Linked DNA regions of Mus musculus: region 2 is linked to region 1. Evidence: chromatin contacts called from ENCODE Hi-C or POLR2A ChIA-PET data. All regions are on one chromosome and are shown on one strand. The core of a region is the stretch at or near the end of the contact, and the rest is flanking DNA. Distances in the headings are between cores, read along the strand shown. Region 1 holds the start of Nampt (nicotinamide phosphoribosyltransferase). Region 2 overlaps Nampt (nicotinamide phosphoribosyltransferase).

Region 1 (6,262 bases), core at 1,379-3,878:
GAGTTTCCATCCTGTCTGCATGCAGCCCCAATTGTCAGACATGAAGTTATGCTAGTTAGGATTTGACTTGTGTCCTGCTGTGTTTCTGATTTGCTTCGTTTCTATCCCTCATCCCTGTGTTCCCGTTTCTCTTTTGCAGAGCGGGAATGCTTACTCTGTACCACTGTATCTTGAAAGCTAACATTTTGTTTTGAACTCTGCAGAGAGCTTGGACTTAAAGTTTTGAGATATTAAGGATTCTTGAAGATGGACTAAATGCATTTTATACATCAGATGGTGATGAGTCTTTGACCAAAAGTAGAATTTTACGGTTTGAATAGGAACTGCCCTCTTCTGGCTTATATGTTGAGAGCTTGTCAGCTGATGGTACTATTTGGTGAGATGATAGAAATGTCATGATTTGGATGTTTGCTAGAAGAAGGTAATCAGGGCATGTTCCTGGGACTATACCTTGTCTCCATTCCTGCCCTCTCCTCACCACCTCCATTTTTGACTTCTATGAATCTTTCCTCTATCACTCATTCTGCCATGATTCCCTCCTCTACTCCAAGTCCAAAAAAGACAACACTGAGTGATATGGATCAAACTCTGAAACTATGAGCCAAATAGATGTTTCCTCTTTTATAACTATTTCTCTAAGGTATTTCCCCATTGCCAAATATCTAACACATGTGGTAAGAATAAATAGCAAGTCAGATGGGGCAAATTGGGGTCTGTGGCAAAGGCCTTGAGAACCAGAGCTAGTATACAGAGAGGGGAATGAGTGAGACACACAGCATATAAAGTTTGCAAGTCCAATGGGCCTCTCTTTGCAGTGATGGCCGACTAGGCCATCTTTTGATACATATGCAGCTAGACACAAGAGCTCCGGGGTACTGCTTAGTTCATATTGTTGTTCCACCTATAGGGTTGCAGTTCCCTTTAGCTCCTTGGGTAATTTCTCTAGCTCCTCCATTGGGGGCCGTGTGACCCATCCAATAGCTGACTGTGAGCATCCACTTCTGTGTTTGCTAGGCCCCGGCATAGTCTCACAAGAGACAGCTATATCTGAGACCCCAACTCTTAAAAGTTGATCTGCTTCCTTCTAGTCAGTCCACACTAGCATATAGCCCTTTGCGGGAGAGGGGCTTTTAAGAACTCTAAGAACTTCAATAGTCACCTTTTCCTCTAAAGATTGCTGTGGGATTAAGCCAGTAATATTCCTGCAGACCCTACTCTTGAACTTATCTAGCAATGTCAGTATGCTTACAATGTTAGCATTTTTACATTTTGGGCTTTTTCATTTTTATACAGGGAAAAAAACTGAAAGATTGCAAGATCAAATTTTGTTTTTAGAAAACACTACCGTGAACAAAGACTACTTTGTAATTAGAATCTTATCCCCACCCCCACCTCCACCCCCCACCCACCCCCCACCCCCCGCATAAAACAGCCTAAAATGGCGGTCAATTGTAGATGAATGGATGCTGTAGCTGAGCTCTTGGATCCTTTGAAAGCTGTTTGACTTTTCCTGGAGAAAAGTCTCAACAGTCCTTTGTGTCTTAAGGGGAAGGTTAAATTGAACCCTCTCAGACGATGAAGGGACAAGACCAAACTGAATCTAACATTGTTGAGAAGTCAAAGGCAAAAGGAAGCTACTAACTTGATGCAGTCTGTGCCAGTTTAGTTATACCGATTTCCCCCTGCTACTTGTATTCCATAAAAACAAAACAACAACAAAGCCTAAATCTTAGAATTCTTAAATGCTATTAAACATGCAAAGGGAATTTTAGTTCTATGCAAAACAAATTTGCAACTCTGTATGTGAAAACTGAACAAGAGGACAGGCTCATGGAAGTTGGGTGACGTCATCAGACGTCACTTCGCTTATTTGGGAGGTTACTAGCTCTTTCCCCCACGATTTAATGATTTAAAGGAAAACAAAAAACCAAAAAACAGATCCACTGTATAAGACTTGGCTGTATGCCTTTTACTTCCCAACAATATTAGATTCAATTTGGTCTTGTCCCTACATTGTCTGAGAGGGTTGAATTTAACCTTTCCCTAAGACGCAAAGGCTTTTCTCCAGGAAAAGTCAGCCTTCAAAGGATCAAAGAGCTCAGCTACAGACTGAGCGCGGAGAAAAGCAAGTCCACGCGCCAGGGCAACTCAGACCGCAAGCAGCTCCTCTGATTTTAAAGGAAAATCTAGAGGATCGGAATCCACAAGACGGATGGGGACCAAAGATTCCATCCATCGTCCAAGCGGGAGACAAAGGTAATTCAGCGCGTGCGGGAACAGGGAGACGACAGTGGGTGGCTCCTTGGCCTTAGCTGGTGGCGTGACTCCAACAAGACTCTCAGGACGAGCAGGGACTGGGTAGGACAAGAGGAAGGTCCGGGTTGGGGCGGGCAAAGAGACTCCCGGCAGGAGGGGCGAGGCTGGGAACGCCAAGCCACGCCCCTGCATCAGACCACGCCCCTCAGAGGCAGGCGCCCAGGTCACGCGCTGGGGTGACGGTCGGCTTTAGGCCCGGGGCGGGCGCAGCTGAGGCAGAGCGCGTGCCTCACGTCCTCCTCAGTCCCCCCCGCCCCTGCGCTGCGCACGCGCAGCCGTGCCCCGCCCCTTGTCCCCGGGATGGGCGGGGCGCGGAGCCGCCGGGAAAGCCGCCGGAGCGCGCTGGGCAGGGGAGCGCGCTAGCCTCCACCGCCGCGTCACGGACCTGCCCGCCCTCCCGGCCCCTCCCCGCGCTCCGTTCCCTGCTCTCCCGCCCCCCTGCGAGCGAGCGGTGACTTAAGCAACGGAGCGCAGCGAAGCCCATTTTTCTCCTTGCTCGCAGCCGCGCCGGGCAGCTCGTGGCGCGGCGTCTCCGCTCCGGCCCGAGATGAATGCTGCGGCAGAAGCCGAGTTCAACATCCTGCTGGCCACCGACTCGTACAAGGTGGAGTTGCGATGGGGGGGGGGGGGGGTCTCCGGGCCCGGGGCGGCGGGAGCCGGCGCGGCGGGATGGGGCAGGTGGAGGAGCCGCAACGCGGTGGCTGAAGGATGGAGGCGCGGGCCGGAGGCGGGGCCTACGCCGCGGCGGGGGCGCGGCCGGAGGCTCGGCGGGATGGGCGCACGCTGCAGCTACCGTAGCCGCCGGCGGCCTTGGCTCTGGGACAGGGAGGACTGGATGAGACCGTGGGACGATCGGGCCGGTTAGGTAACAGCCCCTGGCTCGGCAGGTACGGTCCTGCCCCGGGGAGCTCGGGGAGAGGTCCTGGCGGTGTGCCCCTCACCCAGCCAGTGGTCCCAGCGCGGAGGATAACCCGGCCCCGGGAGCCGCGTCTGATTCAGCTGTCCCACTCGGTGGGGTTGCATTTCCAACTCCCTTGCACCTAGGGATCATTCACGTGCCTGCCCCCTGGTTGCAGAGGCCAGTGTGCTCTGGCTCTCCAGGATCAACTACGTGATTTCTGTGAAATGGAAAGTGAAACACCAAGAGTTAAAGGAACTGGAGTTATAACCCTGGAGAATTTGTGGGGAGAGTAAAATGGCACATTGCTTTAAGGTGCCTATTGAGTTGACTCTTGCACTAATTCCATTTGATATGCACCTTAGCCAAGAGAGGAATGATGAAGAAATGCCCGCCCGCCCCCCCCCCCCATACACACTGTGAAATGAACTGCACTGATCTTCAGTTAAGTTTGTTAGCCAAGACGCTTAAAAGATAAAATGTCAGACTAGTAGGACCCTCGCGAGAACAGATTAAATTTTAGCTTTCAAGTTTAGTATTTACTTGAACATCGTGATGGTTTTGAGTAGCGATTTAGGCGTAGTACTCTCGTGGTTTTGTTTTGGTTCTTTGCTTTTTACTTTTTGTAGCCCTGTAATCTGAATGTTTCAGAGTCCCATTTGCTTACATACTAGTTTGTCCTTTTTTTTTTTTTTTTTTTTTTTTTGGTAAACTATTGTAAGTAAGTAATTTTTCATTTTAAAGGGTCCAAGATTTATCAACAGGTGGTCTTTCGCATGGAATTTCATTTTACTTCATTTTAGTTTTTTGAGGCAGAGTTTCTGTGTAGCAGCCCTGGCTGTCCTAGAACCTGCCTTGTAGACCAGGCTGGCCTTGAACTCAGAGAGCTGCCTGCCTCTGCCTCCTAAGTCATGGAATTAAAGGTGTGTGCCTCCACATCCTACTTCAGATGGGATTTTAAAGTGGAAATCACCTTTTCAAGATTATTACCATTTCTGTTGTGGTACTGGAGGCTCTAAAATCTCTGCATGATGTAGTTCAGTTGAAGTGTTTTGGGTATTCTTAGTGATTTTAGAAAAGCCTCATTTTGTAAAAGTAAAATATCAGTAAATATCCCAAGATAATTTTCAGATATTTTACTGTATTATGTGTAAACGATTGAACGTAAAGGGAAATATAAACAGACTTAAAAGTCCAGGCTTAGGAGGGCACATAATTATTTTAATCCCAACACTCAGAAACCAGAGAGGCAGGCTTCTGTGAGGTCCAGGCTAGTCTGCTCTACATAGCAGAGAAGGAGCAGCTGGAACTACAGGGTTTATCAAAAAGAAAGCAGTAGCTCCTCCCGCCATTGTGAGTGCCAAGTGTGACACTGCTGCAGGTCACAGTGGTGTTTTGGAGATGTGTTTAGTTAAGAAGTAATCTTAAAGCTTTCTAATGTCCTAGCAAGTCCTGCTTAGCTGAGGGAATTTTATTTGCATATAATAAATTTTATTCCTGACCGGTGGTCTCAGGGGGCTAATATTAAAGTATTTATCCTTCTTGTCTTTTTAATCCTAGGTAGAGAGGTAGCAAGAGTGCTAAGCACGATATTACAAGTAATGAAAATTCTTTCATTTGGCAATTATATATTCTTGTCAGATCTCAAAAATTCGTGGCTGTTTAGAAGAGAGTGGCTGGAGGATGAAGAGATTCTTCTAAAATTAAAGGGAAATGGTTTCCTAAACTACACAGCAGAGAAGGCGGTGGCCAAGCATATAGCAACATGTGGGATACATTTTCACAGTGTCCTTAAGAAAGGGCAGGACACTCGGGGCTAGTGCAGGGGCATTTGAAGCACACTTCCATTTCTGGGATCTCGTATTTCATTGTGTGTAATAAGGACCTGAGAACACAGGCAGATGCAGCTCTTCAGTTTCATCTTGAGTTTATTTTCCAAATAAAAAGGGCCTGCTCTTACGGCTTCAATCATTTATATTTTCAGAATTGCTTAGGGCACATCTCCTACCCAGCTTTAGTGACATTGCACTAACCCAGCTAGGGAGAATGGGTGTGAGCCACTCCAGCCATTTCGGTGGTTGGATTGCATTCGGGACTTTCCTGTAAAGGAGACGTGGTTTTTCCTTTGAACTTACCTCTGGGATAATCAGAAATAACCAGAAAGCAGTCAAAGATGATTTTCTTTTGGATTCCACAAAACTGTATACTTTTTTTCCTGAATAAGCGCCTACAGCAGAGAATAGTTTTAACATTTTTTTCAACATTTTATCTCTAGCAGATTAGCAGAAGACACTGTCATTGTGCTATGGCTGGAAAAGACAGAATACACAAAAGTAGTCCTTCAGCAGTGTTCAGGTCTCATCACCCCACTGAGAGATGTGCCGCCAGGGTAGCTTGCTTCTCAGAGGCTTCCTAGGCCTCGACGTAGGGCCCAGCACTCTGCCGTCATTCCTTTATACGGAGTGAAGGAACCCAGAGGGAACAACATGGCGTTACAATCCAGGGTGGAGAAAGGTTGGTTTTAGGGACGCTTCCAAGAGCTGCCTAACTTCCTTGTGGCAATGAAACCGGCAGACATTGTGTTCGCCAATGGCTGAGGAACACAGGAAGTTGAGAATTATTGCAGAAGAGATTTGGAGAGATGAGAATCATATGACCAGGTTGGTTCTGACTGGAACTTCCAATCTTTTCCTCTCACTGGTTCCCATTTTTTGTAATCTCCTCTTCCGTGCTTCTGAGTAAACACTACAGGCTTGGGACATGGGTCCATGGCACCAGCACTTACCACTGAGGAGGGGCAGTGCTAGGACTCAGCGTTTTGGTCTTTTGTTGTTGTTTTTTTTTTTTTCTCCTGTCCTTAAAACACATGCATGTAGCAGTCATTGACATACCTCTGTAGACCTAGCACCCTTGGTTACATAGGAAGTATGGGGTAGCCTGGGCTATATGAGACCTTGTCCTAAGGAAGAGGGTGATATTTTAAATATATTTCTCCAAGTAAGTTTTATAAGTTGTAGGGGAAACTTGGACAGTTGAAATAAGACAGTA
Region 2 (5,775 bases), core at 2,476-4,975, 37 kb after region 1:
AACATGGAAATAAAGTTTAGTTCTGTTAGTGAAATGTTAAATTTGATTGTGTGTATCAGATGCCATTTCCAGACCTACCTCTTCTAGGTATCTCTCCAGAGAATCAGGCTGAGAGGAGGGCGTGGTGAAGATGGTTCCCGTTCTCCGCCTTCAGCAGCTCTGGATAGCAGTACCATTTACTAAGAATTCTGCAAAGAGTAAATAGGTATCTGCAGGGTACAGAGTCGAATACAGAGGGACCTCCAGGCATGTGTATGGTGTGTGTGTGTGTGTGTGTAGATGTTCATTGGGGACACACAGGAGGAGACAGCTCTAGAGTGTGGAGTTGGCACACCCACCCCCCCTGCCACCAAGTCCAGCCCACCATCTGTTTGTAGGTAGTTTTATTGGAACATAGCCCTACCCACTCTCTTAGTAGTGGTCACCATTGTTCTCATGCTGTAGCAGCAGAGCCTGCAAAGCTGACATAGTCCACTCCTTTTCATTTCTAGAAAAGGAATATCAAGCCAATAAAGAAGGACCCACGAGATGAACTCTTGGAGGTTGCGTGCAGAACATAAGGTAGCAAAGGATACTGATGAGCATCAACTAAAGAGAGGAAGTCGGTACTTTCCCTAGACCAACAGGAGGAGGATAGTAACGGCTGAACGGGATCTCAAGTACACTGTGTGTGTCTGTGAAAGTGTCTTAGTAAAGGCTGAGGTAGAGTCACCAAGTGGGACAGCTTGGGACACATAGGTCCTGCCTTGAAAATCCATACCTTGTTTTTCATAAGGCTTCAGGATTCACCTGAACTGGGGAAAGCAGCCATCTAAAGATTAAATCTCAATGAATTCTCAGAAAAATAAAGTCACATCCAGACAAGAGTGGAAGTGGGAGCCTGGAAGAGCAGAGGGTGTCTTTGAAGAGCTCAGGATGGAGTGTGCAGATCTGAGTAGAATACAGTGATTTACACAAAAATGTAGACACATTATTTCATATACTTGCTAATAAAAATATTGGGGAAAGCCAGAACAAGACATGTTCTAAGGGATCAAGACCACCGCAGCAGCTACCATTGTCTTAAGACAGCCTTGTTTCCACTAAAACAGTTTCAAGAATAAGGATAAACGGAGTTCTGTCACAACACCAAAAGCTGAACTTCTTCATGCCACCATTTCAGAAAGTTCTAAGGGAGTGGGAGGGTGGGGGGGAGGGGGTATAGTGAGCACACCCCAAACCCAGCAGACACTGACTGTCTGAAACAATAGTGAATAGCAGTGTGCCCCAAATTAAAATAGGAGCAAAGTTAGAGGTATTCTGAAATGCTTTAGTTTTCAGCAAGTGTGCTGGTGCGTTTTTAGAACATAAATGAACATGTACATATTGACCAAGTAAACATGGAAGTAAGTGTATTTCTTTCAGACTAATAGGAAAAGGCCAGACGTGTATATGCTTTTTAAAATAAATGAGAAAAGCATGTGGAACAACTAGCCAAATAAGATTAATCGTGAATTTTATGTACATAATGTGAACCATAAATACCCTAAACATATTACAAGATAAATGTATTAAAAATCTATGTGCCACTTACAAAAGCCACATCCAAAACAGGGTTGGAAACATCTTTAAAGGAGCGCTTGGCTGCAGTCATAGCTGTACTTTTCCTGTGGTCAGATGGCTCATGTGTCCAGGGCTGCTGACATCACTCATCCCCAGAACAGTGTGCCAGCAAAGTGTGGCGCCCAAAAGGAACAGAGCATTCCAACACCGGGCTGTGGCTTATTTACCAAGCCTTGGGGAAAATAAAGCTTAGACAGACAGTGCCCTCTCTTCTCAGATGAGCCATGTTGGAAATGTCAGAGGGGAGTTAAAGCAGGGACAGATGCATTCTGGGAAACAGCACCTCATCTTCCCCGTTCTCCTAGGTTCTCGTGCCTGATTCTCATGTCCGTTTTCTGCCCTTGTGTGGGGTGTTGGTATATTAGTCGTTCACCGATAGGTGGAAGATGGAAGGGGATGGTTAGATTAGATTACCTATTAGATTAGATTACCTGTAGGCTTTTCTGAACCACAGACATATACTCCTAAAAATCCAAAGCATGCATGCCAGGCTATGACACTGGGGAGGTCTTGCCGAGATACCTGCCTGAGAACCACTGTCCTATATGTACGGCTTCCAGAGCATTGATGCAGGACTTTACCCCTGGGACCAATGCTCTCTGCCCCTGTGTTAGCAGTGTTATCTGCCCTGTTTAGGGAACAAGGCTCAGCACAGGATGGCCAAGAATTGTCCTCTGAGGATCATAAAACTTGTCATCACCCTAGCCTGCCTGTGGATGGAAAGGCCACTGTGTTCTTCCTACAGGAAGCAAAGAGGAGGGTAACTTAACTGAGAAAGGCAGCTCGAATGATTTTCAGACTGCAAATCTACTGACCAGTCCGAACACATCCTTTCCTGCCTTGTGCACACAGTAACTCTAAGGCAGTTGTATCATAAAATTTACATGCATTAAAAAAGTTCTAGACTTTTCTGACTGACTTTTATTCTCTATAATATCTAAAAAAGTACTGCTTTTAGTATCAAGCAAAGAAAGCAGTATTACAATATTGCAGGTGCTGAGCCAGACGGTGGCATGCCCAGGGCTTCTCAGGGAATGTGTGTCTCTGATTACCTGGTGGTGGATGAGCGAGCAGAGCTTTCTATTGTCTGGGGCTACTTGCCCACCTTGGGAGTGGGTGGGGACAAGGCAACAAACTAAACAACAACTGAATCTCCTATTTTGTGTATATGAGACTGCAAGAGAGGGGACAGGGGAAGGGTAGATACCTCATTCCTCTCAGGTGGTTTTGAAACAAAGGACAGATAAAATTATTTTTTAAGTTGGAATATATATATATGTATACATACATATACATACATACATATACCAGACATTGTGAATAGTTGATTATTTCGAAGCCATGAAGCCAAGAGACACTACCTTGATAAGTGAGACTTTTAACTCATGGGCTGGAATTATTTCTTTGGCAAGCCCTTGCCTAGTTCTGCCCACTAAGTTAGAGTGTGTGCCCTAGGGTCTACACTAGGGCTTGACATACAGAACGCACTCAGCTGTCACATATTGGGAGAGGAGGCTCATTAGTCAGAACTCTGTCTCACTCTGCCCTGCCCCACCTAGCACTACTGTCAAGCCATGATTCAGTCTCTATTGTACATCTGCTCAGTACACCCCAAGTCCTCATTTCATCAAACCAAAAACTGGTGCTTTTTAAGACAATAAAATAATAATAACAACAACAACTAGCAACTGGTCAGCCATTTATCTGCAATTGTGGGAAATTCCAGGCTGACATTTCCTCCTATTGTCCTAGAAAAGGGTCTGTCAGGACCAGGAAGGGCCATTTGACTCCTAGCCTGCCTCTTGTGCTCCTGACTGTATTCATCAACCAGATCAAAACAGACCGTTCCTCCTCACTGTCTGCCCACGTATAGCGTCTCACTCCAGATATGGTTTCCTTGTCACTTTCTCTAGAAGGTCCCTTCCAGGAAACATGTCTGTGAACCTACAGACAGACGTCACTTTGGTTCTGCCGTATGATGAGAATCCTGGCCACTGTGCGCCGTGTCTGCATCTTGCCACACCATCCTAAGTGTATAAGTGGGTATGTGTCTGCTGCTCTTCTGCCAAGGTCACACACAGCTTTTAGGGAACAGGCAACTGTATTTCTTGATTGTCCGGCTCTATGTTCCCTTTTTCTGGAGCCTCAGCTGACCCTCTCCCTTGAGACAGACTAGCCAAAGCATTTCCAGTTATTTTTAGTTTCTTTGGCTGCTGACTTGGACGGTTTGGAAGGAGGCAATATGATGGTTTGATTGGTCTGTCTCAAACCACAGCTCAGGCAGTTGATGGCCACAGCATTGAGCAAGGGCAGAAAATGCATCCATAGGTTGGATGAACTTGCCAAATGGGCAAAGAGGACAAGATGGATCAGACTGCCCTGATCCGTCTGAACGTGTGCAAACGGGGCAGCAGTGGACCTACCAAGGGAGGAAAGGGCATCTTGCCTGCCTGCCTAGACTCTGGAGCAAAGCCATCTGCATAAGACGAACTGTCCAGTGACTTCCTCCCAAGCTTCTCTCCCTCAGGGATGTTCTGGTGCCTGGGAACTGCAGGAAGCTGAGAGGACTCATTCCGGCCCTGAACTTGGGGGAGCTGCCATACTCACTCCCTAGTGATGCTGACAGCCTCACCAAGCGAAGTCCCTCCATTGGACTGTGCCCCCAGAAGTGGAATACATGAAGTCACGTGACTATTGCTGGGCTACCCAGTCAGCATAACATCTGGTCCAGCTTTACTTAAAGGATTGTTTTAAAGATTGTAGAATAGATAGACAGACAGAACTGTTGGGGTCCAAGAATTGCCTCACAAGCCACAAGAACTCCGATCTCAGTCAGATAGGGATAGTTTATCGAGCACACACCACAAGACTGGTCGACCAGGGCCATAGTCCAGATCTGGGAACTGAACCATGACCCTGAGTTAAGACCCAGTGTTTTTAAGCCCAAAATCCACAAGTATCTGTGTCAAGTTATTTCACCAATCAGGATGTAGGGATGGGGGATTCCCTTGGGAACTTGTCTCTGTTGTATACTTTCTCCCTCCTGCCCCCATTGGTTGGGGTATTCAACTGTGACAGGAGACTTGCCTTGTCTAATAGTCACACCTTAACTTGTCTATCAGGATGGGACTTGTCTAAAATTCGTGTTTTAACTTTCCAACTAGGATGTCAGTTTCCCACATACATGTCTCTTTCTGCCAAGTCGGATGTCAGTTTCTAGGGAGGTCTTGGGAACCTAAACTTTACTTGACCACTGTTCAAAATGGAAGTCTTATTCCAAATAGTTTCTTATATTGGTGCAGGTGTCTTTCTTGTGTTGGAGCCCATCCCAGGGGTAGTTTATAAAGTTAAATACCATAAAAGCTTATACATAGATGCAGGAAGTGCTGTTGGGTCGTTGGTTCAGGTCCAAGCTTATGGTGAGTAACTATACAAAGCAGTTCTACTGACCTCTATCGTGATTGGGTTCCCAAGGGCACAGACTATAACAGAATATGTCATCAATATCGGCATTAGAAAGTTTCCTAGTGACAGCAGAAACATATGAGAAAGTTTCCTTATAATCTCAGGCTAACCAGCTAACTGTTACCTAGGCCTTAACATTTTACCTAGGCCCCTACAGAAATATATCTGGAGAGAACTGGAGAGGTTACACTTGAGAATTTCCACATAAGAGAGATGTATACACTGCTAAGGTCCTCAGAAAAAAAGCTGCCTTCAGTTCCATTTGTATGAGTTTACTCATTTGCTCAAAGGCATGTGAGCCTGGAAGAATGGATGACTTCTCATTTGAACCAGCATGTTTGTCTCTGTGTAAGAAAACTAAAAGAATTCGAGCAATGTGAAGTAGTTTTCTGGGTGTCTCCTGAATAGACTTTTTTGTTCTGTTGTGTGGTAGTTTTATTTCCTTGGCTTTTTAATGATTGAAAATATATGTTACTAATCTATCTGGTAGCACAATTCTTCAGGAAAGCTGATAAGAACTATCTTAAGGGTTTTTTTGTTGTTTGTTTTGTGGTGTGTGTGTGTGTGTGTGTGTGTGTTTTCTGAGACGGAGTTTTTCTGTGTAGTCCTTACTATCCTGGAACTCACTCTACAGACCAAGCTGGCCTCAAACTCAGAGATCCACCTGCTTCTGCTTCTCCAGTGCTGGAATTAAAGCCATGAGCTACC

The links. A loop is a pair of places that touch in the nucleus more often than their neighbours do. ChIA-PET counts read pairs that join two places held with the same protein, here RNA polymerase II (POLR2A).
Region 2: a loop to region 1 is called in a map of heart, with 5 times the contacts of the local background. The contact joins the enhancer-like site here to the promoter of Nampt in region 1. A Hi-C loop is called at or near these places in 5 of 37 maps with a recorded cell type or tissue (gastrocnemius and heart). POLR2A ChIA-PET finds 5 or more read pairs at or near these places in 2 of 5 experiments (both embryonic stem cell).

Annotation. Positions count from the first base shown.
Region 1 is chr12:32,817,707-32,823,968 of GRCm38, forward strand. Nampt (nicotinamide phosphoribosyltransferase) reads left to right here and starts at 2,629. Exons shown (of 11, transcript NM_021524.2): 1 at 2,629-2,920. The coding sequence starts at 2,864.
Region 2 is chr12:32,853,331-32,859,105 of GRCm38, forward strand. It overlaps Nampt (nicotinamide phosphoribosyltransferase), which reads left to right. Exons shown (of 11, transcript NM_021524.2): 11 at 1-39. Among named protein-coding and RNA genes, the nearest start is that of Gdap10, 32 kb to the left of the region's middle. Within about 2 kb of position 3,726, at least 1 of the 3 ENCODE cell types and tissues checked has a DNase peak (open chromatin) inside an H3K27ac peak, as active enhancers do; it is heart, where a contact is called at or near this core.